Regions from separate parts of the Homo sapiens genome. Here all the other regions are linked to region 3. The links are chromatin loops, found by intact Hi-C in ENCODE. Cell type or tissue: ascending aorta. All regions are shown on one strand.

The links. Peaks named below come from ENCODE experiments on the same cell type or tissue, not always from the same donor. Only the 100,000 strongest peaks of a DNase experiment are listed, where the experiment ranks them.
Region 1: it touches region 3 in a loop (2.6-fold over the local background); 20 of 110 quality-filtered maps call a loop at or near these places.
Region 2: it touches region 3 in a loop (2.6-fold over the local background); 7 of 110 quality-filtered maps call a loop at or near these places.

Annotation. Positions count from the first base shown.
Region 1 is chr4:153,552,295-153,560,294 of GRCh38, reverse strand. TMEM131L (transmembrane 131 like) reads right to left here. Exons shown (of 35, transcript NM_001131007.2): 5 at 4,385-4,508; 6 at 3,213-3,329; 7 at 1,927-2,037. Among named protein-coding and RNA genes, the nearest start is that of TMEM131L, 90 kb to the right of the region's middle. In ascending aorta, no CTCF peak of the experiment used is centred here; a DNase peak (open chromatin) is centred at 4,354; H3K4me3 peaks cover 1,496 bases; H3K27ac peaks cover 6,037 bases.
Region 2 is chr4:153,139,677-153,147,676 of GRCh38, reverse strand. No RefSeq gene overlaps it. Among named protein-coding and RNA genes, the nearest start is that of TRIM2, 61 kb to the left of the region's middle. In ascending aorta, a CTCF peak has its summit at 4,539 (motif pointing left); a DNase peak (open chromatin) is centred at 4,366; H3K4me3 peaks cover 377 bases.
Region 3 is chr4:153,461,565-153,469,564 of GRCh38, reverse strand. It overlaps TMEM131L (transmembrane 131 like), which reads right to left and starts at 3,205. Exons shown (of 35, transcript NM_001131007.2): 1 at 3,044-3,205; 2 at 2,284-2,354. The coding sequence starts at 3,167. RefSeq lists enhancers at 1-263, 1,515-1,574, 1,945-2,034, 1,529-2,194, 3,565-3,744 and silencers at 2,505-2,864, 3,235-3,334, 3,375-3,524. In ascending aorta, CTCF peaks have their summits at 2,991 and 3,856; DNase peaks (open chromatin) are centred at 2,123, 3,194, 3,344, 3,734 and 1 weaker place; H3K4me3 peaks cover 4,453 bases; H3K27ac peaks cover 2,388 bases.

The DNA of each region.
Region 1 (8,000 bases), 91 kb before region 3:
ACCACTGCTTCCCAGGTGAGGTGCAGGGAGTACAACGGGAAGCTCAATCAGATGGTCCCTGTTCTCATGGAGCTTCCATTCCATGGGTGATGAAAAGAATAGTGAAGCAATTACATCATGTGGGCATGTGATTATTTAATGGATATAAGTATGGGAGCGGAAGTCTAGATAAATATGGGAGCAGAAATTAGGATGGGGAGAGACGCAAAAGTCCCTGAAGAGCTCAAGTGTGAGTTGAAAAAGGAAGGATGAAATAAGGGTTAATTTGGAGAAAATTGGAGGTGGAGGTTGAGAACATTGCAGACACAAGGGACCTGTGGCAGGAGGGAAAACGGCATTGCACAAGTGAGCGGGGGAAGGCTCTTGTGGCCATGAACTAGAGACCAAGAACAGGTGGTGAGCACTGGGGCTGAAGAGAGACAGCAGCCACACCACGCAGGTCTTACAGCCATAAGCGGGATTTGGTTTAAATTCTAAGACCTATGGGAATGCACTGAAGGGTTTCAAGCAGGGGACTAATGGGGTCCAACTTGAATTTTTTGGAAAGAGGTAGGAAGGGACTAAAGTAGATCCTGGCAGTTAATGGGATACTATCAGTTGGCCATCAGAGAGATGAGGATGTCCTGGGTGTGGTAAAGGGCAGTGGGCATCATGAGAAGTACGCAGGATCTGCCAGGCCAGGGGGATGAGAGAATGGGTACGCTGTTCTAGCTCTCTAGGAGGCCTGCAGAGTCAGTTTCCTCTCTCCCTTCATTCCACTTATCCTTACATTAACCCCCAATAACTAAGGTATTCTGAATACCTGTCTCTATTCCAATATTTAGATCTCCACTGATGAGGCATCTGGCCCTCCAAAAATGCAAGCCACAGCACATCAGTATCAGTCTCCTGCTTAAAACCTTTCAACACATGCCCCCTGGTTTTAGGATTTAAACCAAATATAAATTTGCAAATTAAAAGAAGTCTTCCTTAAAATTCTGCAAGGAGGGGCTTTTCCATTTTATAAAAATAAAAATATGATTTAAGATCCCTAAGAATTATGTACTTGGTGATAAAGATTCCAGATATAATCCTAGAGGTAAATTAATTTGGTTCTTCTCCCCAACTGGAATGTAGGCTCTACGCAGATACAAACTCTAGACCAAGGCCTGGCACAAAGCAGAGGCTCAGGAAAACCGCTGAATGAATGAAAGCCCCAGGTACTAATGGTACTGACTACAAATTCTAAGCAATGTTCTTTATTTACCAATCAGAAAGAAGAGGTAAGTTTCATAATATATTGGTTCAAGAGCTTTTCTCAATTATAAAATTATCCAGTTACAAGGAAATATGGATAATCAAAGGGAAAAAGTAGCCAACCCTATAAAATGATTCATGAAATGTATATTAAAAGAATTTAAACTTATCATTATACATCTACTATAACATCAGAAATAGTTCTTCCCACCAAGCCCCATCCGGGCAGGGCTAAAAGCAGGACATCCTTAGGGGCCTGTTATTACTTGTGACCATGGGGGCTGCCTCCCTGAAAAGCAAGCTGGTAAGATTTAACAAGCTCTACAAAATCGTTCACAGTCTTTAACTAAAGAATCTCTCCTCTTTATGAAACATGCCCCAAGGAAACAGAGGATTCAGAAGGAAAATTAAAGAAACTTATAAAATAGGTATATGGCCTAACGGTAATAACAGTGAAAAACAGGAAACATTTCAAAAGACCAACAATAAGATTAAGCAAACTCTGGAATATCAACACTGTGAACTCCACAGCCATTAAAAAGAAGTTAGGTGGAATCCACTGATATTTTATATATGTATATTACTTCTATATAATTTTTTCAAAAAGCAGAAAATAGTAAAATAACCAATTCTGAGAAGGTTACAAAGTTTGGTGGCCACCAGCATTCAAAGTAAATCTATTAAAATGACCTGCATTTGAGACAGCTGAATGCTCTGGACCTTTGGAAGCAGAAAATAAGCATTTGGTAGCTGCTTTGCAGACCCTTCTGTAGAGATTCTACGAGTGCCAATTCCAGATACCTGCGGAAAAAGAGAGAGAATTGCTCCTCTGTTAAGAGTTTTAAAACACATTTGCCATAATGCTAAAGCACGTCTCCAAAGGAAATCTGTATTCATCAGCATGGCCTTCAAGACTCTACTAATCCAATTATTTTATTTATCTTTGTCTACAAAAAACACAATGAATGTTTCAGAAATGCAGAATGCTGGCTGAGCACGGTGGCTCACGCCTGTAATCCCAACACTTTGGGAGGCCCAGGGAGGTGGATCATTTGAGGACAGGAGTTTGAGACCAGCCTGGCCAACATGGTGAAAGCCTGTTTCTGCTAAAAATACAAAAATTAGCCAGGCAGTGGTGGGAGGCTGAGGCAGGAGAATCGCTTGTGCCTGGGAGGTGGCTGCAGTCAGCCTGATCACACCACTGCACTCCAGCCTGGGCAACAAAGTGAGACCCTGCCTCAAAAACTAAAAAATAAAAAATGAAACAGATTAGAATGCTGTATTTAAGCTGAATGTTCCTCACTGTAGCAAATCTGTTCACAAGTAGGCAACTCTTCTGATATGGGACCTCTTTAATGGAATCCAGTAAGAAATAACCACAAAAATTACTGATCTTGGAACTTAAATTACTTGATGCCAGATCTTGTTAAATGCCATATCAGGTACCATTTAAGGTAAAGATTCCTATTTCTGAGAATAGCAACAAGATTCTTCAAGCTCCCTTCCTGGTACCTTGATATGAATAGTGAGCTCCCTTGGAACCAGCCTCCAAGCACACAATCAATGTCTCCTAATTAGAAATATTCCTGAGCCAAAGAGGGAAGGTAGGCAAAATCACTAGAGACTGTCCTTAGAGCACCTCCTTCTGAACGCCCGTGAGGTGAGAGCCATGAGTTTTGAAAGCCTTCTGTATTTTATGATGGGAAACTGTGTGACAGATTGCTTTGCTTTGTTCTAGTATCCTCCAAAGACCCACAGTAGGACTATAGCTCCGTCATCAGTAGGAAAGCCAGCCAACTGTGGCATGTCAGGCAGAAAAGGGTGAATGCTGATGATTTTAACATCACTAACAGTCTTGTATTTTAACGACATAAACCAGGTGACAACATTTCCAAAAGTCTTTTTAAAAATATACACACACACCCCTACAGTTAAGTCACCAACCAAAGTTGTGACAAAAGGAAAAAGTTACTCACATGATAGGAAAGGACTCCATACGAAGAGGTATTAATAAATAAGGAACTTTCAATGCTTCCTTCTTCAGTAGGTAAGAAAATAATTCTGAAGGAAGTTTTCCCCATTGCTGGAATTACCTGAAAGAAAGGTCCCCAGTCAGCCACTTGGAATGGCCTCCTTTGATAAACTGTCTTTCACAGACTTTCTTTTTTTGACAATTTCTGTTAACAGACATTTGTATATTGTGCACCCTTATCAGTATTATGAATCCCTAAGAATCCCCAAACTGATCAGCATCCAATTATCTGCTCTTAGATATAGCAAATATTACCACTAACTTAGGATGAATCCTTTCGCTTCAGACTGGAGCTGTGAGTCTCACATCTTTCCTTCCCCTCCTCTTCCACCTCCACAGGTCCAACTGTCTTTAGCTAACACAGTTCTATCTCTACTTAAATATAGACAATAACCAACGTGCAAACATGTTGATATGTAATAAAAATCAGGAACAACGTTTACCCAGACAGACTGTCATAAACCAAATATTGGGCTTCCCCTTACAACATATCCTTAGTCCTAGTTTTTTTTTTAAGTACATAATATCAGGCAGACATAGTAAGCAAAATAAATAAAAGCCTACTAGCAATTAGGATCTTCACTAAATGTTAAAGACCACTGAAATTAAAACTATTAGAAGACTAAGTTTGAGCTCTGTGTTATGGTGCCAATCAGCTTTACAAGGAGCCATTCACTATACCTTGCAGTTCTGGATTTAGAAAGGAGACCTAACTTTCCTAGTAGGCTTGAGAGATGGAAGAGGTCTCAACCATAAACTTGTATTAGTTACTAAATGCCTCAGAATTTGGAGTCATTTCAAGACAAGTAATATAAACTTTCCTTAGTCACAATAGAGCCATGTTAAATATACATACATTACTACACAGCTGAGAGCCTTCAAACTCTCCCCCAACCCCCCACCTCCCCCCGGCCCCAGTAGATATCAAGAGCCACCAAAATTATAAAAATGAGCAACTGGAAAAGTAAATGCTAAGGTAAACACACAGAAGGAAAAGGTTTGGGTACCAGAAAAAGCGGGAGACAGGGAGCAGAAAGTAAAAACTTCAGGCCAAAGAAAGCAAGAAAACCTGGCTGCCTGCCACGGCATAGTTTCCAGGAGTCCATCAACACCCACCCTGCAGGGAACTGGCGGTACATGGAAATGTCCAGCAGCTGCAAACACTGAATTCACCACAACCTCGCTGTCCCTACTAGGGTTGTAAGCATGGAGAATCTTTGCTACAGGATGTCCCAGGAACCTAGGAGGAGAAACAAAGAGAAAAATCAATGTATTGTGTGGTTATAAATATTACCATACATATATATGTATTATTATATATATACACACAGATTTTTAAACCCAGAAAGCTGTTGCTGTTCATCACAAAGTTAAATTATCCAATCGTGTTGGTAATAAAGCATTCAATTCACAACAGTCAAAAGTCATAAAACAAAAAACAACTTTATTTTATAAGGCTTAGGCCAACCCACAGTAGCACTCCATTGGTTTCAGTGTTAGAAAAATTTAACCCATCTAGGCCATTAAAATGCTTGCAAAAAAACAAAACAAAACACATGTAGGCACTCACTGGCACTTCTCGGACCTGGGTCTCTAATTCAATGAAAATATGTTGAATAATTCAATGAAAGTATGAATGAAAATTCACTGAAATATTCATTCGAAAATATTGAAACAAACGAAAATATGTTTAGGTAAGAAACTGTACTCACAGAAAAACCCAATTTTTCTTAGGGTTATGTTTTCTGAGTAAAAGAGACTTTTTGGGGAGGTATGTATTTTCAGCTCACAAAGAGATGTTATTTTATTAGGTCTTAGAAAAGGAAAACTTAATTATGGCTAAAGGCTATTCTTTTGAGAAAACTGAAAATCCGGCAGCACTTTGCAGCAGAGGTTCTCATCCATTTAAATTATGAGCCTTTCCAAAAACTCTGATGAAAGCTCTGGCTCTTCCCTCCACAAACATACACTTACGAAAAGTTTCATACACAGCTTCAAAACCTTCCACAAACCTCAGAGTAAGAATCCCTGCTCCGTGGCAAATACACTAATTCATGAAGGGTTTGATACCCATTCTTTTCAGCAGCACTCTCCACCTCCAATGTCTCGGCTCTGATAAAGGAATTGCCAAGAGGAAAGGAGCTGGGCTCAGGCCCACCTACCTGGAGCCACCTACAATGCTCCCTCTAATCACTTAACTCTGATTCCTACTGCTCAAGACCAAATTCAGTCTTGTTCAATTATGTTGCAATGAACAGGGAGCCAGCAAAAATTTCACTAAAGTCATTTCTTCAGTTTTAATAGCCTCAGTGGCAGAGAGAGCCAAATATACAGCTGTCATTCGGATGGCCTAGAAATAAAATTATATTCTAATTTAAGCTGAATGAATTATATCTATAATTGGAATAAAATTGGAAAAATATCAGCATAATGAATGAATTCCGTAAAATTAGGTAAAATCTTTGATATTAAAAATGTATCCTTTAGGAAACATGAAATGGATGTTGCTTCTCTTATATACAATGAGATTTCCAAAATACTGTATTACTACCATCAAATCCTTGGAATTTTTCTTTTGGCTTTCACCCTTCCTTTTAATCACTAGTCTTAACGAAAGGTTTAATATATCCAATGTGTATTTCAAAACGTAGTTCTTCACATCCCATTACAAATAAAATACCAACATCAATGTGATTAAAATCCTGATTTTTCAAAGTGTTCTTAAGTAATACCATTTTTTTAAAAAATGTTCAACACTACCATACACATAAAGGGTCACTTCAGAAAAGCCTTACCTCAGAGCAGTGGGCTTGTATCTGCCTTTCTTCCCACAATTAAAATTAAATAAATAAGGACTTCTGAGGTTTTGGGTTTCAAGTAAATAATATCAATCATCAAAGTTATTAATACTTATCCTCAAAGCTTTATATCCCATGTACATAATTGAAATACAAGGTTTCTAAGAATACAAATGTCTATCAGAGAAATACATGAGAAAATAAGAATGCAAAACAGCAATGCTACAGAGCCAGTGACTGCACCACCAGAAATCTCTCCAGACCTAACAGAGAATGCCAGCTGAAGCCTAGTCACCACTGCTATTTTTATTCTATTTTTTAGATTCTATTTTTAAAAGTGTTATGAGGATATAAATTTCCTTCACTAGTGACAACTGGAAGATACTCTGTTAATTTAACACTACAAAAGAATGATTAAAATCTCTATGAATGATTAGCACTTTTTATCTCAGGACCAACAGAATATTAACCCTTCACATAAGCCCTAAGAAGTAGGCAGAAGGCAACCGAGTAACAAGATCCCGATTTTACAACCCCCCAGGAAAATCAAAGCTATGAAGAGGGTTGGGATTTGCTCGAGGCCAACATCAAAATAAACCATAGCAAAAGCTGAACTGGGACAGCGAAGAAATCAGGAGGAGAACCCTCAGGCTAAAGTTTTACTCTAATGTCTATATATTAGACCATTTGTCAGACATAAGGTAAAACTCAACTAATCTTAAATGTGTTCTAATTTAGGCTAAAGTTTGTTCTGAGGTTTTTTTTTTTTTTAACTTCAGCAAAATGACTAATTCTCATAATCATATTCCAGATCTCACTAACAAGAAAAATAGCATTATGAGTGCTCTTAGAAATCAGAAGATTTATTCTACCACTTGTAGTGAAATGACCTTGAGCAAATGGCATTCCTTCTCAGCAACAAATGTATGAACACATTTGTAGTACATGCTCAAACAAAGAGATATTTGAAAACGATACACACAGACTCAGATAATGCCTGTCTTCACTGGACTGATATAAAACTCAAATGACAACGGACATGATTACACTTTGGGAACCATAAAGTATTATATAAACGTAACTAAGTCCTCCAAAGGTGATTCCATCTAAAAATCAGAAATCCTTTCAAATCAAAGACTTTCAGCATTCTCTCAGCATGCGACTATTAGGACCAGAGATTAATGTATATTGCTAATTAACAAAAGTGTATCATATACAGTTGGCTCTCCATATCTGCAGATTCAACCAACCTTGATTGAAAGTGTTTGAGGGAAAAAAAAAAACACAAAAAATAACAACACAAGAAAAAAGAGATACAGTATAACTATTTACATAGTATTTACACTATATTAGTCATTATAAGTAAACTAGAGTTTTTTTTGTTTTTGTTTTTTTGAGACAAGGTCTCACTCTGTCATCTAGGCTGGAGTGCAGTGGCATGATCATAGCTCACAGTAACCTTGAACTCCTGGACTCAAGTGATCCTCCTGCCTCAGCCTCATGAGTAGCTGGAAGTACAGGTGTGCACCACCATGCTTAGCTAATTTTTAAAAAAAATTTTATGGAGACAGGGTCTCACAGTGTTGCGCAGGCTGGTCTTGAACTCTTGGCCTCAAGTGATCCTCCTGCCTCAGTCTCCCAAAGTGCTGGGATTACAGGCATAAACCACCGTGCCCGGCCTCTAGAGATAATCTAAAGTATATGGGAGGTTGTGTGTAAATACTATGCCAAGGACTTGAGCATCCTTAGCTTTTGGTATCCATGGGGGTCCTGGATCCAATCCCATGTGGATAACGAGGGACAACTGTAAACATACCCCCATGTGCATCGACTATAGGATTTTTTTACGTTACTGAAGAGTAAATATTTTAGACAGCCAGGAACCTATGAACTGGAATTATTATCCTAATAGCTATACTTACTACTACTATTAT
Region 2 (8,000 bases), 320 kb after region 3:
TACAAAATGTCAAACACACTTATTTAATATTCCATACCGATCACTCTAGTATTCAGCCTTTGCAGGTTTAAGTCAGCAGCTTTTTGTCTCAGCTGACACTTACTCATGTCTTATTTTCCTGTTTATTTAGTGGTTTTTATTTATGGTGAATTCTTGTATCTGGAAGCTTTATCCTGTGGGAACTCTGTGTTAAAGTGCAATGCCCAGGTAGGTGAATTAGGAAGATTGAGACACTTCCCACATGAAACCACTTTAAAATAAATTTTATGTTTAAAGCTTTCAAGCCCAGTAGCAAGTGTACATTTCAGGTTCACACACTTGTGAGTTGGAGCATATGGTTGGGCAGTTCTGAGCATTTCTCCATACTTCACCCAGAGCCAAGCCTGAGATAGGTAACATGGTGTTATGTAGGTACATTTTTCCCTTGTATAATCATTGTGTTGCTTTTCAGGGGTTCTGGCTTCAGATTGGGCATCTCTTATCTGGCCTCCAGCCCTGCTCAAGCCCCAGGCTTTTTATCTTCTTCCCTTGTATGTGGCTCATTCAAATTCAAACCGTAAGCCATGGAGGGTTGGCAGACATTCTCCACCCCCACCCATAAAAAGGCCTGCTCTACCCTGTTTCCCTCCTGCAATCAAGCTTTCTTACAGTTCGGCCTTCTTCTTATTCTTCTTTTTTTTTTTTGGAGATAGAGTCCCGCTCCATCGACCAGGCTGGAGTGCAGTGGCGTGATCTCAGCTCACTGCAACCTCCATCTCCCAGGTTCAAGCAATTCTCCTGCCTCAGCCTCTGGAGTAGCTAGGATTACAGGTGCATGCCATCATGCCCAGCTAATTTTTGTATTTTGGTAGAGACGGGGTTTCACTAGGTTGGCCAGGCTGGTCTCAAACTCCTGACCTCAGGTGATCTACACACCTCGGCCTCCCAAAGTACTGGGATTACAGACGTGAGCCACTGCGCCCAGCCAGTTCTGTCTTTTATTAACTTTACCATCAGCCAAGCAGAGCTTTGAAATAATAAGACAAATAATCCAATTTAAAAAGTGGGCTAAAGATTTGGACAGACATTTTACTAAAGAATGAACAGGCATGGTGGCTCATGCCTGTAATCCCAGTGCCTTGGGAGGCTAAGTCAGGGTGATTGCTTGAGCCCAGGAGTTTGAGACTAGCCTAGGCAACATAGTGAGGCTCCGTCTCTACAAATATAAAAAATAAAATTAGCTGGGCCTTGTGGTGCACGGCGGTAGTCCCAGCTACTAGGGAGGCTGAGATGGGAAGATCTCTTGAGTCAGGGAGTTCAAGGTTACAGTGAGCTATGATCATGCCACTGCACTTCAGCCCGAGCAACAGAGCAAGACTTGTCTGAAGAAAAAAAAAAAAAGATATACAGGGATAGCAAATAAGCATATGAAAAGATGCCTAACACTATTAGTCATTAGGGAAATGCAAATTAAAACCACAATGAAATGCCACTATATGAGAATGGTTAAAAATCAAAAAGACTGACAATATCAAGTATTGTCAAGAATGTGGAACAACTGGAACTCTCCTACATTGCTGGTAGAAGTGTAAAATGGTGTAGCTGCTTTTGGAAACAATTGAGCAGGTTTCTTATGAAGTTAAACATACACATACCATATATATTAGTTTTCTATCGTTGTAACAAATCATCACAAACAGTGGCTTATAACTACATTTATTTGTTAGCTCACAGTTCTCATGGTTCTATAGGTCAGCAGGCTTGAACATTGTGGCGGGTTTTCTGCTCATGGTATCACAGGATGGACTTGAAGGTGTTGACTGGGCTGAATTATCTTCTGGAGGCTGTAGGATGAAATCCACCTCCAAGTTCATTCAGGCTGTTGGCAGAATCCAGTTCCTTGAAGTTGCAGGACTGCAGTCACCATTTTCCCTTTTTTTTTTTTTTTTTTTGAGATGGAATGTCACTCCTGCTGCCCAGGCTGGAGTGCAATGGCACGATCTCGGCTCACCACAACTTCCGCCTTCCAGGTTCAAGTGATTCTCCTGCCTCAGCCTCCCAAGTAGCTGGGATTACAGACATACGCCACCATGCCTGGCTAATTTTGTATTTTTAGTAGAGATGGGGTTTCTCCATGTTGGTCAGGCTGGTCTTGAACTCCCGACCTCAGGTGATCAGCCTGCCTTGGCCTCCCAAAGTGCTGAGATTAAAGACGTGAGCCACCGCACCTGGCCTGCAGTCATCATTTTCTTGCTAGCTGTCAGCTGGGGCCTCTCTCAGCTGCTAAGGCCACCCACATTCCTTCTTAGGGGAGTCCTTCATCTTCAAGCCAGTACGGATGCATTGAATCCCCCCTGTGCTTCAAATCTCTCTGACTTTCTTTTTTTCTTGCCAGCATTTAAAGGGCTCACATGATTAGATTAGATTCCCTCAGATAATCTTGCTTTACCCTGTAAGATAATCATGGGAGCGATAGCTTAAGTTTTATAATCATAAATTTGACCCATAATCAAAGAGGTAGTGATTATCAGAGGGCTAGGTCACTAGGAGTCATTTTTAGAGCTCTGCTTACCATACCCAGCCATTCCACTCCTAGGTATCTACCTAAGAAAAGTAAAAACATATGTCTACCCAAAGACTTGTAGGTGAATATTTATATCAACTTTATTCATAATAGCTAAAAACCAGAATGAACTCAAATGTCCATGAATTGGTGAATTAATAAAACAAATCGTGGTATATCCACTCTGTAGAATACTACTTACCAAGAGAAATACACAGACTCCTGACATGCATCACAAGAAGAAATCTCAGAAGCACCATGTTACATGACAGACTACATATGATTTAATTTATAGGAAATTTTAGAAAAAGCGAAACAGGAGGCAGATCAGTGGATGCCTGGGGTCAGAAGGTAGCGGGAAGGGACTGGCTGTAAAGGGGTACAAGGGAACTTCAGGAGTGATGGACGTGTGCTATGTCATGATGTGGTGGCAGTGACAGGACTCTATACATTTGTCAATACTCATTGAATTGTACAGTTAAAATCAGCGAATTTCATTGTATGTAAATTATAACAACAAAATTGGCAAAACAGTCTTTTTTAAATACTTCATTCAGCAGTTTAAGATGCTCTATATTGGGAGTTTCTCTACACATTTAATTCACAAAATTCACGTGAGACTTTCTTAACATGCCTAAATATGTCTATATTTTAACCGATAGCACTTACTGTAGGTGGGCTTGCATAGGTATTTGATGATTACCTAGCTCCCTTGTGCTAGACCGTAAACCCAAGTGGACAGGCCACCATTGTACCCATACCTGGCACATACTGGGCCTTTAAGAAATATTTGTTGAATAAATGCATAACCCCTCCCCCAGAGCAAATCTGAACACTGGAAAATCTGATTATACATCTTTCCTCCAGCTGATCTCTGATTACCTTCGATTTCATTACTAAAATCTTTTCTGAGCCACAAATGAAAGTGGGAGAGTTAGAAATCTTTCATTTAACCCCATTATGTTATAGAAACCACTTATCCTGGCTGCATTTATCTGGGCTGCATGCCCAGTGTGCACTCAAGAGTGTCACCATATGGGCTGAGATGGAGGACATTCAGCAGCCAAGGGCTGCGTCTGTGGGCTGCTGTGTCTGACCTCGCTGATCTCCTTCCATTTCCAGTCTTCTTTTGTTACCACAGACTAAGCATCCTATTTCACCTCAAGGCTTAAATCCAAGGTTTTCCTTTTAATGCATACATAATTCGTCTAAGCATTAAAACATAGTATTAGTCAGAGGGCAATGTGATTGGAATCAGGTGAGAAATCAATGGAAGCCAAAGAATGCAGAGGCCTTTGGGCTGGAGCCAACAGCCCCTTCGGAGAGGACTGAGGCCAGGAAGGCACCAGACGTTTCTCTGTTTAGGGAATGAATTACATCATCCATTCATTTGACCTTGGTCTTCAGTTACTTATCTATAAATGCCACACCCTCCTCCTTTCCAGGTCAGAACCAAGGTGCAAAAATGCCAAATGCCAAAATCCTTCCTGGTTATTGTGATCGATCAACAGGAAAAAAACAAAACAAAAAATAACAACAACAAAACACACACACAAGAATCAGGCATTTCTCTTGTCTTTGTATAGAAATCTGTAAGCACAAATTGTATAAATTTGGTGGCTTCTCTTAAAATGTAATGTAGTACACATTGGCTATTTGATACCCTGCATCTATATTCTCTCCTGGATACAAGAACACAGATTTCAAGAGTGAATTTGGCTTGAGTGGGACTGAACCCTCCCCAAGTGCCTGGAGTGGTTTCTGGCTGGCTTAAACCAATGGGCACACCCACCATGGCCCCAAGCCAAATGGACTGGTTTGGAGACTGGCACTACCAAATCAGAGGCAACAAGCCAGGAGGACATTTGCCGGGGCTTTTGGGAAGAATAAACCTATTTTATAGTAGCTCTGAAAAAGAGACCACCCTTTTTACCCGAATGGTGAATTTTGGAGCAGCTACAGCCTTTTTCCAGTAATCGAGATCCTGGAGCAGCCTCTGGGGCCACCTTGTGGAATCTGTGGATAAAGCCAACACCATATAAAGCAGATTGAGGACAGAAGGCAGGCTGTTGGTGACATTTTTTGAGCTGCTGGATCAAATGTCACCTGAAATTATTACCTTTAGAGTTTTAGTTACCATTAAGTCAATAAACTACCTTTCTCTTATAGGCCAGCCTGGTTTCAATTTCCTTTTGTATTTTGTGCAAATCACTTTCATTTGTAATTTTTTTAAAAAATTTTTATTTATTTATTTATTTATTTATTTATTTTATTTATTTATTTTTTGAGACAAGGTCTTCCTCTGTTGCCCAGGCTAGAGTGCAGTGGCGCCATCTCAGCTCACTGCAACCTCCGCATCCCAGGTTCAAGCAATTCTCGTGCCTCAGTCACTGAGTAGTGGGGATTACAGGTGTGTGTCAACACACCCGGCTAATTTTTGTGTTTTTAGTAGAGACGGGGTTTCGCCATGTTGCCCAGGCTGGTCTTGAACTCCTGAACTCAAGTGATCTGCCTGCCTCGGCCTCCCAAAGTGCTGGGATTACAGGCGTGAGCCACCATGGCTGGCCAAGTCTGTTCTTAACCAGTTCTCCATACTCTTCTCAAGTCAAACCTGTCTACCACAGTTGAAATCATTCCAGTATTTCATCCAAACAACAGTCATTCATTACTACCTTACCCTAATCCAACCGGAGATCATGAAAGCTCTTTTCTGTAAATGAACCACCCTCCACCTGCCCTGAAATTCCTGCCACTCTTTGTCTCTCAGGGCTGACACAGAGGAGGAGAGAACTCCTTGCAGAAGTGGGAAAGTTGTGGGTTTGGAGATTCACACTTTGCTTTCCCACCCATCAGTTAAAATCTTGGGCACCCTCAGTCGGAAATCTCCCTTTCGCAGACCAAAGCAGGCAGCTCCTTTGGAGAAGCCTAGAGCCCTTCCACCTCCTCTTCATTTCTGTGGCTGCCTGGCAGCTGCTGGCTGCACACCTGTGCACAGGGCTCCATTGTTTTCCCTGTGCACTTGTCTCATGCTTTCTCTTAAAATGTTGCCCCTTCTCATTCTTGAAGCACAAAAGCACATAGCATGGGTCTAATATATTGTCAACAATTTTTTTTTTGAAATAGAAAGAAAGAGGCTGGGCATGGTGGTTCATGCCTGTAATCCCGGCACTTTGGGAGGCCAAGGCGGGTGGATCACCTGAGGTCAGGATTCCGAGACTAGCCTGGCCAACATGGCAAAACCCTGTCTCTACTAAAAATACATATTAGCCGGGCATGGTAGCACATGCCTGTAATCCCAGCTACTCTGGAGGCTGAGGCAGAAGAATCACTTGAACCCAGGAGGCAGAGGTTTCAGTGAGCTGAGATGTATCACTGCGCTCCAGTGTGGACTACAGAGCAAGACTCTGTTAAAGCAAAAAAAAAAAAGAAAGAAAGGGAAGGGAAGGGAAGGGAGGAGGGAGGGAGGGAGGGAGGGAAGGTAGGAAGGAAGGAATGAAGGGAGGGAGGGAGGGAGGGAAGGAAGGAAGGAAAAGAAGAAAGAAAGAAAAAGAAAGAAAGAAAGAGAAAGAAGGAAAGAAGGAGAAAGAAAGAGAAAGAAAGAAAACAGAAAGAAAGAAAGAGGAAAAGAAAGAAAAGTATTTGAACAGCAGTGTGGTCTGTCACTGGCTGGCTGGTTCCGCAAGGGGAACTGGGATTTTTGCAAGCACCTACCCAGCTCCTCTATGCATGTCTTTTTTTTTGAGCTGCCCCACACTCTAGTAGGCAGGTATCTTATTCCTATTTTACAGATGGGGAGACAGGAGGACTTGCCCAGGGTCACAGAGCAGTGGTGTGGCCACTCTTTGAACCAGGCTGTGTGGTTCTAATGCTTAGGCTCTCATACTGCACCACCCAGGGAAAAGCCAGGACTGTGGGCTGGGGGCAGCTGGGCCTTCAGGTTGAGAATGAGAAGCACTGCCGTACCAAAGGCCACCAGGATTGCCAATCAAAGCAGGAATTAAGTCCCCACGTGGCACCTAATAAAAGGCTGAGGAGAGCATGGCCTTAGAGTCAGGAGCAACAGGGAGGCCAGGCACAGTGGTTCGTGCCTATAATTCCAGGACTTTGGGAGGCTGAGGTGGGAGGATGGCTTGAGCCCAGGAGTTTGAGACCAGCCTGGGCAACATAGGGAAACCCTGTCTTTAAAAAAAAATTAAAAACTAGCTGGATGTGATGGCATACACCTGTGGTCCCAGCTACTCAGGAGGCTGAGCTGGGAGGATCATCTGAGCCTGGAGGCAGAGGTTGCAGTGAGCCGAGATTGCACCACTGTGCTCCAGCCTGGGTGACCCTATCTCAAAGAAAAGAAAAGAAAAGAAAAAGAACGTCAGGGAAGTGGGGAAGAGACAAGAGACAAGGAGTGTGGCAAAGGACCAGAAGCAAAAACCCAACTTTTTGTTCCCTTCATTTTGCCCAAAGTAGCCACAGCTTTAATGGGGAGTGCAGGCAGCAGCGGCCTGGTAAGGGCTGCCGCATCCCGGGGGACTGAGGTCACAGTCTCACTGTTGCTCAGAACTCCATGGTAGCTTCTTTCTGCTGAGCAGGGCCTTCCCCTGAATTCCTGTTAAACCTCAATCTTTCCTGGTCATATGAACATTCATTATGTGGTTTTATGACATTTTGTCATCCTCTATTCCCTGTCTCCAACAACCCCAACAAAAACATGTCTTTCTGGAGATGGATGGTGATGATGGTTGCACAACAATGTGAACGTATTTAGTGCCATGCAACCGTATGCTTAAGAATGGTGAAGATGGTAAGTTTTATGTATATTTTACCACCATTAAAAACTGTGATAAAAACGTGCTTATCCAAACTTTTCACTGACTTATACTTAGGTACTGTGACTTTATGGCCACACTGAAACATTCTAGAGGCTTGTACCAAATGTTCCCCACCCATTCCATCCCCCACTTCAGCCTCATTCACACTTCTACAAGCTGAGGCCAGTCTGGACTGGACAAGAGGGGTCAGGTGGGTGGGCATGGGGGGAGGGGGCCTGTATTAGTCAGGGTTCTCTAGAGGGACAGAATTAATAGGATAGATGTATATATAAAAGGGAGTTTATTAAGGAGTATTGACTCACACAATCACAAGGTCCCACAATAGGCCATCTGCAAGCTGAGGAGCAAGGAAGCCAGTCTGAGTCCCAAAACCTCAAAAGTAGGAAGGCTGACAGTGCAGCCTTCAGTCTGTGGCCAAAGGCCCAATAGCCCCTGGCAAACCACTGGTGTAAGTTCAAGAGTCCAAAAGAACTTGGAGCCTGATGTTCGAGGGCAGGAAGCATCCAGCACGGGAGAAATATGAAGTCTGGAAGACTCAGCCTGTCTATCCCTTCCATGTTTTTCTCCCTGCTTTTATCCTAGACACGCTGACGGCTGATTAGATGGAGCCCATCCACATTGAGGGTGGGTCTGCC
Region 3 (8,000 bases):
AGTCTTCCTGCATGAAAGAAACCCAATGTACTGGTTAATTAAGCAGAAAACCCTCAAATTTAAATTAACACCTATAAATATTCTCTTTTCAACAGACTCCGTTTGACACATATGAGGGAATTTTTGCTGAAAAAATTCAAAATACTTTGAAAATAATTCACTTAAAATAACTTTCTTCAAAACTCTCTGTAGCTTATGAGATATATATACACACACATACACACGTGTGTGTGTGTGTGTGTGTGTGTGTCTCCCTTACCCTTGGGCCCAGGTATAAGCAGGGCAAGATAGTTTCTAAAAGGTATACGTAGAGATATGGATGAAGTATTTAGAAAATTATTTTGAAAACCAGTTTCACTTTCATTATAGCTTTGATTAAAATAGCTTAGCTATAAATCCCTCTATACTGAATATCCCAGACAGCTTCTGAATTCTGACATCTATTATCAAAACAAATTGTATTATACAAATAAACCAGAAATTAAGAATTGTATAAAATAACTTTTGAGCCCATAAATCAAATAATCATTTAGGCCTTGACATTTCCATCTCTGAGCACACCTACTAAATCTTCAACTAACGCTCTAACAAATGAGAGTATATACTACTAGACTCAATCACCTATAATTTACTTTCCTTTTAGTCTGGGTTGGCTTCCAACACTAGCCAGTAAGAGATAGAAACTATAATTGAGCAAAAATGCAAATACATATACATAGATATACACCAGTGCTTCTCAACCAGGGCAGTTTTGCTCCCCAGGGACATCTAGCAATGTCTGGAAACATTTTTAGTTGTCAAAATCAGGAGGGGGTGGGGGAGAGGGGGAAGCAGCAGTGAGTGCCACTGGCATCTAGTGGGTAGAGGCAAGGGATGCTAACTGCTCAACATCTCACAGTGCACAGGACAGCCCCCACAACAAAGAACTCTGTAGCCCAAAATGTCACCAGTGCCACTGTTGAACAACTCTGATATACAAAAACATAATTTTTTTAAAATAAATACATCGCGTTAAATGTCGTTCTTGCAGTAGGAATACGACGGATTTCTATTTTGTTCTTTTTATATTTCTGTATCTTCCAAACCTTCAAAAACACATGTATATTATTTAAAATCGGGGAAAAAATCCATTTGGGAATAAATTTTTAGGAGAAGGAAAAACTATCTGCTCCTCATCCTGATGGGGCCCTTTCTCAAAAGACCTGTCTCATTCAGGCTGCTGGCCTTCAAGGAGGGTCCAGGAAAATTCTCCTCTAAAATCACCTCTCTGCCTTGAAGCTGTTATTCATTAGCCCTGATCAAAATGAATATTCTAAATATCTCAAAACCAGCACTCTGAATGTTTCACATAGGAGGGAGAAAACTGAAATGTAAAACTGGACAGCCTCTCCGGTAAAGTTATAGCTAGACATCCTGTTTTTCTAAACAGCCGCAAGACACAACACAGAATTAAGTGCTGCCACCACCGTGGGAAGTAATGAACATCTTAAAAAGTACTGCACACAAGCTAAATATTTCCTTATAATTCAAGCCACTCCCACCCAAAAAATGCATTTTGGATCACTACCGTTACTGGTGAAAGGCAGTCAACAACATTATATTTAAATGTGCACACTTCACAGTCAATGGGAATTTCTTGTAAAAGTTAAAAGCTTTGCAGTACTGTATCTGTTGCAGCAATAAACCCTCTATGATGCTACAGATTCCCAATAAAACGTCAGTAATTATTTTTCTACACGCAATCATCATATCATCATACAGAGAAAAAAACCAGAAATTCAAGTTCTTAAGTGGGTGTATTTTAACAGGAATTAAGGGCACTTGGAGAAAATCCAAGATGACAATCCTTGAGAGTCACATCTCCATCCCAAAGCTACTTAACGCTAATGGCAAATACCACTCTAACATTTATGAAATCAATACTCCTGTTGTCCTCAACCTCTTAGCCACTTGCCATCCACACAGCACCAGCTCACTTAGGGAACAGTGTGCACCCAGGACACCCACGGCCGAACAGACCGCTGGCCGCTTCCCTGCTGAGGTGGCCTGGGTTCCCACCTTCTGAACTTGGGGCCGGCCTGCCTCAGGCCCTGTCACATGGCGTGGGAGGAGCCGGGAAGGCCACCGTTGCCAGGTGTTCAGGCTCGGCCCCTAACGTTTATTTGCCTTGCAAAGTGGCCCGAACGCCTGTGCCGCTTGGACAGGGGGTGGGGAGGACCGGGGGCCTCCCCGCCTCTCCTCCCTCGTACACCCACAGCCGCCCTGTCACCTGGTCGTCCTCACCTGAGTGGGCAGCAGGAGTTCCCCTTCTTCTGCCTGCCACAGCTCCACCACGTTCGGCAACGGCTCAATCGCTGCAGGAACACCAAAAAATACACCACGTTTTTAATGCACGCTAAAGAAACGCTTCCTGTTTCCCCTACCGTCCCTCCGTGCCCCCCGCCTCACCAAAACACGTCTCTTTTTCCTCCTGGGAACAGAGGCCATCCCAGGGGCGAGCCAAGGATAAAAATACAATGGGTGGGGTGTGAGCCGGCGGCCCCTCGGACGCGAAGGCGACAGCGTGCAGGCAGGCTCGGGGTGCTCGTGCTGGGGGTGGGGGGACGAAGTGGGAGTGAAGACACCCCACGAGGCACTCCGGGCTCCGCAGCCCGAGCATCTGGAGTGTGGACCCTGGGCGGCCAGGCTCGGGGGAACAAAGCTGCAGGAAGCCGGGCCGCTGCGGGGCACCCGCGCGCGCCACACAAAGCGGGGGCTGCGCCCGGGGCGCAGGGGCCCGCGCACAAAGGCTCCAGGGCGCGAGCGGCTAGCGGTCCCCAAGCCCCGCGACTGCCCCGCTCTCCAGCTGTACGGGGCAGAGAGGCGCGGGACGGGACGCTGTGGTCAGAAAATGTTATCAGCGGAGAATCGCAACAGCTTTCCTTCCTCCTCCTGCCCCTTTCCCTTTCCTCCCCTCGCCCTCTTATAGATTTCAGCAGTTCCCTAAAAGAAAGAGCGGGGGCGGGGTGGAGAGGCAGAGCGAGCCCAGCGGCGCAAGGCTGACCTTGTCCCTGAGCCCCTCCCGGGCGACAGCAGGGCAGCAGGACCTGGAAGACGCCCAGCAGGAGGTTCACGGCCGCCGCGGTGCGGCAGTAGCAGCCGGGCTGCGGGCGTCGGAGCCCCGCCATGCTGCTGCTCGCGCTCCTCTCCGTTGCTCGCCGCGCTCGCCGCTAGCTCGCTGGCGCCCCAGCTGCCTCGCCCCGGGCCCGCCCCCGTGCCGCCCCGCCCCGCCCCGCCCCGCCCCGCCCCGCCCCGCGCCGCACCACCCCCGCCGCTGCCGCAGCTGCTGCAGCTCCAGACCCGGGCGCGCCGCTTGCTCTGAGCGCGTGTGCGCCGCAGATAGGGAGGGACGGAACGCGGCGGGGTGCGGGGGAAAGTGGACAATGCGAACCCGCGGGTGCCCCGCCCCGGCGCGGAGCACATGGCCGCGGGCCCGCCCCGCAGCGCGCACTCTGCGGGGCCCGGGCGCTTTCCTCGGCTGGGACGGGGTCGCTTAGAGCTGTCCGCGGGGACTAGCGGCCCACTTTTGCCAAGTGCATTTTCATGAACTTTTGGGTGGTTGCCGCTTTGTCGAGGCGCTTGGGCCACGGTCGAGAGATTACCCTCGAGGGAAGAGGTGGCGGTGGAGGTGGGAACGAGGAGTCGCCAAGCGAGAGGCCTTGGACACAGGATATTAGTGGAAATAATGCAGTGGTTGTCAGGAAACGCGAGTGCAGCCACATGGCCACTGCCAGTTATGCAGCGAGGATATCCGGTGGCTGCAAAGTCTGTAATTTAGAATAAAAAGAGCTCTCCCAAAACCCGAGAGGCAGACCTCAGCGCCGCGTGGCGGTAGTGCGCCCGGCACCCTCTGTGGACACTGTCCAGGTCCTGACAGGTGGGGAAGACTCTTCCTAGGGGATTTATAGCTTCAAAGACCCTGCAAATACTCCCTTTTGGAATCATATTGCAAAATTCAGCCAGCCTCTCCTGAAATATGGTTGGGGTCGAGGATGTGGTTAGTTGCCTGTTTCTAACATTAGTAGGATAATGGAAGTAATACGTGGAAATACATTTCCTAGTTCCAGGTTTTGATGCCTATAACTAACAAGTCCAAAATCTGGCATCTCTTTAAGTTAACATCCTGCCTTTACCAGCGATGTCGCAAACAAGGGCTTATTCAGAAATCAATTTGCATAACCTAGAAGTATGGGCAATCTTATGATTTTTTAAAGTTAACTTACTGCTTCCACTGTAGCTTGTATGAAATTCAGAGAATATGAACAATATAGTATGAAGAGGGGAAGTGATGGGACACACCTGTTTACCTTAATCCTCTGTTTAATTGCTCCTTGTGCCTTACAAGCCAGACTATAGAAAACCAGTGCTTGCATAGCAGACACAATCCTGAGAAGGACAAAATGAAATCTAGATCCTCTTTCCTAAAGACGTAATACAGTACTGTGAACACAGTCTCACACACTGTCTGCATTTAACTCCAAACAAGGTTAAATAGTCTAATTGCTTGGCCAGACTTAACATTTAAGTAGATTAGCATAAACGTAAGTTGTTGATGTGAAAAAAAAAAAGGGACACTTTGCATTTTCCAACTTGAATACCTCCAGTAGTCTCTGTTTCATACTTTTTTCTGTATTCCTTGCCAACATCTTCCTTTATTTAGCAAGGATCTCCAGTGCCATCTCAATGTGCCCTTTTTTTCTCTTCACTTCTCCAAGTTTCTATTTGCCCCTTGGATTCTGAAGGTCCCCCACGCAGTTAAAGGGACCTCCAGTGACAGGAATATTTGCACAGCCCACTTAAGCAGTAACTGCACCTTCAAAGTTTGCTTCTAAATGAAAGTTCTCTCATGGGCCTATTTATTTACAGAATGTAATTTTAAGTCCTCATATGAGTATAATACGTATAAAGGAAAGCAAGCAAACATTAACAGCCTAACCGGTTTTGTTAAACAGATTCAAAGTTGTGATACAAAACTTTTTTGCTAACATTTAAATTACTTTACTCTTTTACTAATAAAGTCTTTCCCACATTAACGAGTATCACAGCATCAATGGAAATGACTTAAAAGATAGACTAACATTGCTATGGACCATATGTAAATACTGCTATAGCTTTTTCTAGACTTTGTAAGGCCAGCTTGATTTTTCAAGTTGTGGTCTTGTGGACTTTACAAAATGGGTAATGCTATTTGACTGTTGTTCACAGAGCCAAAAGCATGTATCTGCTGTGCCATGGGGTTGGAGAGGGATACGGGATTACACAGCTGTCTTCTTAGATAAATCTGACCTACTTAGCCTCCTCTGGAGTTATTTTTCATGCTGACTCATGGACAACAGGAAAGTTATGGCCCATTAAGCAGCATCCATGTTTTGGAGTAACCTTGTTCTTCAAAGAAGACTCCTGTGTCATTTGTGCTATATTTCCATTATTCCCCTTGTCAATCCTAGATATTGTCACAGAATATTAGAGCTGGAAATTTTTTAGAAATCATTTAATAGCCCAACTGCCTCATTTTACAGAAGAAACCAAAGCCCATAGAGAATTTTAAAATCCAAGTTATAGAACTCCTTTAAAAATTTTTATTTATAAATTGTTTTGAGACAAGGGTAGTGATGAAGAAAAAGGCTAGGTGTGGGAAATACCTAGATCTAAACACTAATAATAATTTTCTCTAAAAAGCCAAGGAGTCATATTTAATTCATCTTTCCTTTACACCCTTTAAATCTATGAATTAGTCCTATGGTGCCCTACTCTGTACTATTTCCCATACCTAGCCTTTTTCTTCATTACTACTCTGATCTCACTCTTTCACCCAGTCTGAAAGGCAGTGGCCCAATCTTGGCTCACGGCAACTTCTGCCTCCTTGGCTCAAACAATACTCCTGCCTCAGCCTCCCAAGCAGCTGGGACCACAGAGGCAGGCCACCACACCTGGCTGATTTTTGTATTTTTGTAGAGACATGGTTTCACCATGTTGCCCAGGCTGGTCTTGAACTCTTGGGCTCAAACAATATACCCACCTCAGCCTCCCAAAGTGCTGGAATTACAAGTGCAAGCCACCCTGTCCAGCCAGAGCTGCTTTTAGTGGCAGAGTTATGGAGAAGTATATATGAAATAATGTTAACTGAAAAAAAATTAATGTAAACACAAATTAACTCAATATGAAAATTATAGGCCAGGCAAGGTGGCTCAGGCCTGTAATTCCAATATTTTGGGAGGCCAAGGTAGGAGGATTGCTTGAGCCCAGGAGTTCAAGACCAGCCTGGGCAACATAGTGAGACTTTGTCTTTATAAATTTTTGTTTATTTGTTTGTTTGTTTGAGATGGAGCCTCACTCTGTTACCCAGGCTCGAGTGCAGTGGCGTGATCTCAGCTCACTGCAACCTCTGCTTCCTGGGTTCAAGCATTTCTCCTGCCTCAGCCTCCTGAGTAGCTGGGATTACAGGCGCCCACCATCATGCCTGGCTTTTTGTGTGTGTGTGTGTATTTTTAGTAGAGACCGGGTTTCACCATGTTGGTCAGACTTGTCTTGAACTCCTGACCTCGTGATCCACCCACTTCAGCCTCCCAAAGTGCTGGGATTACAGGCGTGAGCCACCGCACCTGGCCCAAAAATTTTTTTAAAGAGCCGAGCATGGTGGCACACACCTGTAGTCTGTATTCCCAGCTACTCAGGAGGCTGAGGTGGGAGGATTGCTTGAGCCTAGGAGTTCAAGGCTTCAGTGAGCCAAGATTGCACCACTGCACTCCAGCCTAGGTGACTGAGTGAGACCCTGTCTCCAAAAAAAAAAGAAAAGAAAATTATATACGCACAACTAAAGTGTGGAAGAGGCATTAAGGTGATGTCTTAGTGGAGTATATCAATGTTAAGTTAGATTCATATAAGATAAAATGGTTTTGTTTTTTTTAAAAAAAAAGACCTATGAATGGCTAAATCTCTACTGGCTTTTATTTATTTATTTATTTACTTATTTATTTTTCTTTTCTTTTTGACATAGGATCTGGTCTTGAATTGTTAGGTTTAAGCAATCCTCCTGCCTTGGCCTCCCAAAGTGATGGGATTACAAGTGTGAACCACCACACCCAACCTCTAGAGGACCCTTCTTACTATAACTTTATTCCATCTCATCTTATAATGCCTCAATTAAATGCATTGGATAAGGATAAGGATTCTCTCCTTTCTCAAACTCTGTTGTGTTAAACAACTGACCTTTTCTGTTATGGGACTGTAATGTAATTTTGGGTGAGTAGCAGCAGTATTCACAGTTTATTCTCTATTTTAAAAAATATTCATAAAACTGTAAAATAAAGAGTAAGTTTTACTGTAATTTAAAAATAAATTGATTAAATTAGAACTTTAACTTTGTGAAAAGTTTGAAAGTCTGAAAAAGTTTAAAGTTTGAAAATGAAAGACAAAAAATTTTTTTATTTTTACTTTATTATACTTTAAGTTCTAGGGTACATGTGCACAACGTGCAGGTTAGTTACATATGTATACATGTGCCATGTTGGTGTGCTGCACCTGTTAACTTGTCATTTACGTTAGGTATATCTCCTAATGCTATCCCTCCCCCCTCCCCCCACCCCACGACAGGCCCCAGTGTGTGATGTTCCCCACACTGTGTCCAAGTGTTCTCATTGTTCATTTCCCACCTATAAGTGAGAACATGCAGTGTTTGGTTTTCTGTCCTTGTGATAGTTTACTCAGAATGATGGTTTCCAGCTTCATCCATGTCCTTACAAAGGACATGAACTCATCCTTTTTTATGGCTGCATAGTATTCCATGGTGTATATGTACCACATTTTCTTGATCCAGTCTATCATTGATGGACATTTGGGTTGGTTCCCAGTCTTTGCTATTGTGAATAGTGCCGCAATAAACATACGTGTGCATGTGTCTTTATACCAGCATGATTTATAATCCTTTCGGTATATACCCAGTAATGGGATGGCTGGGTATT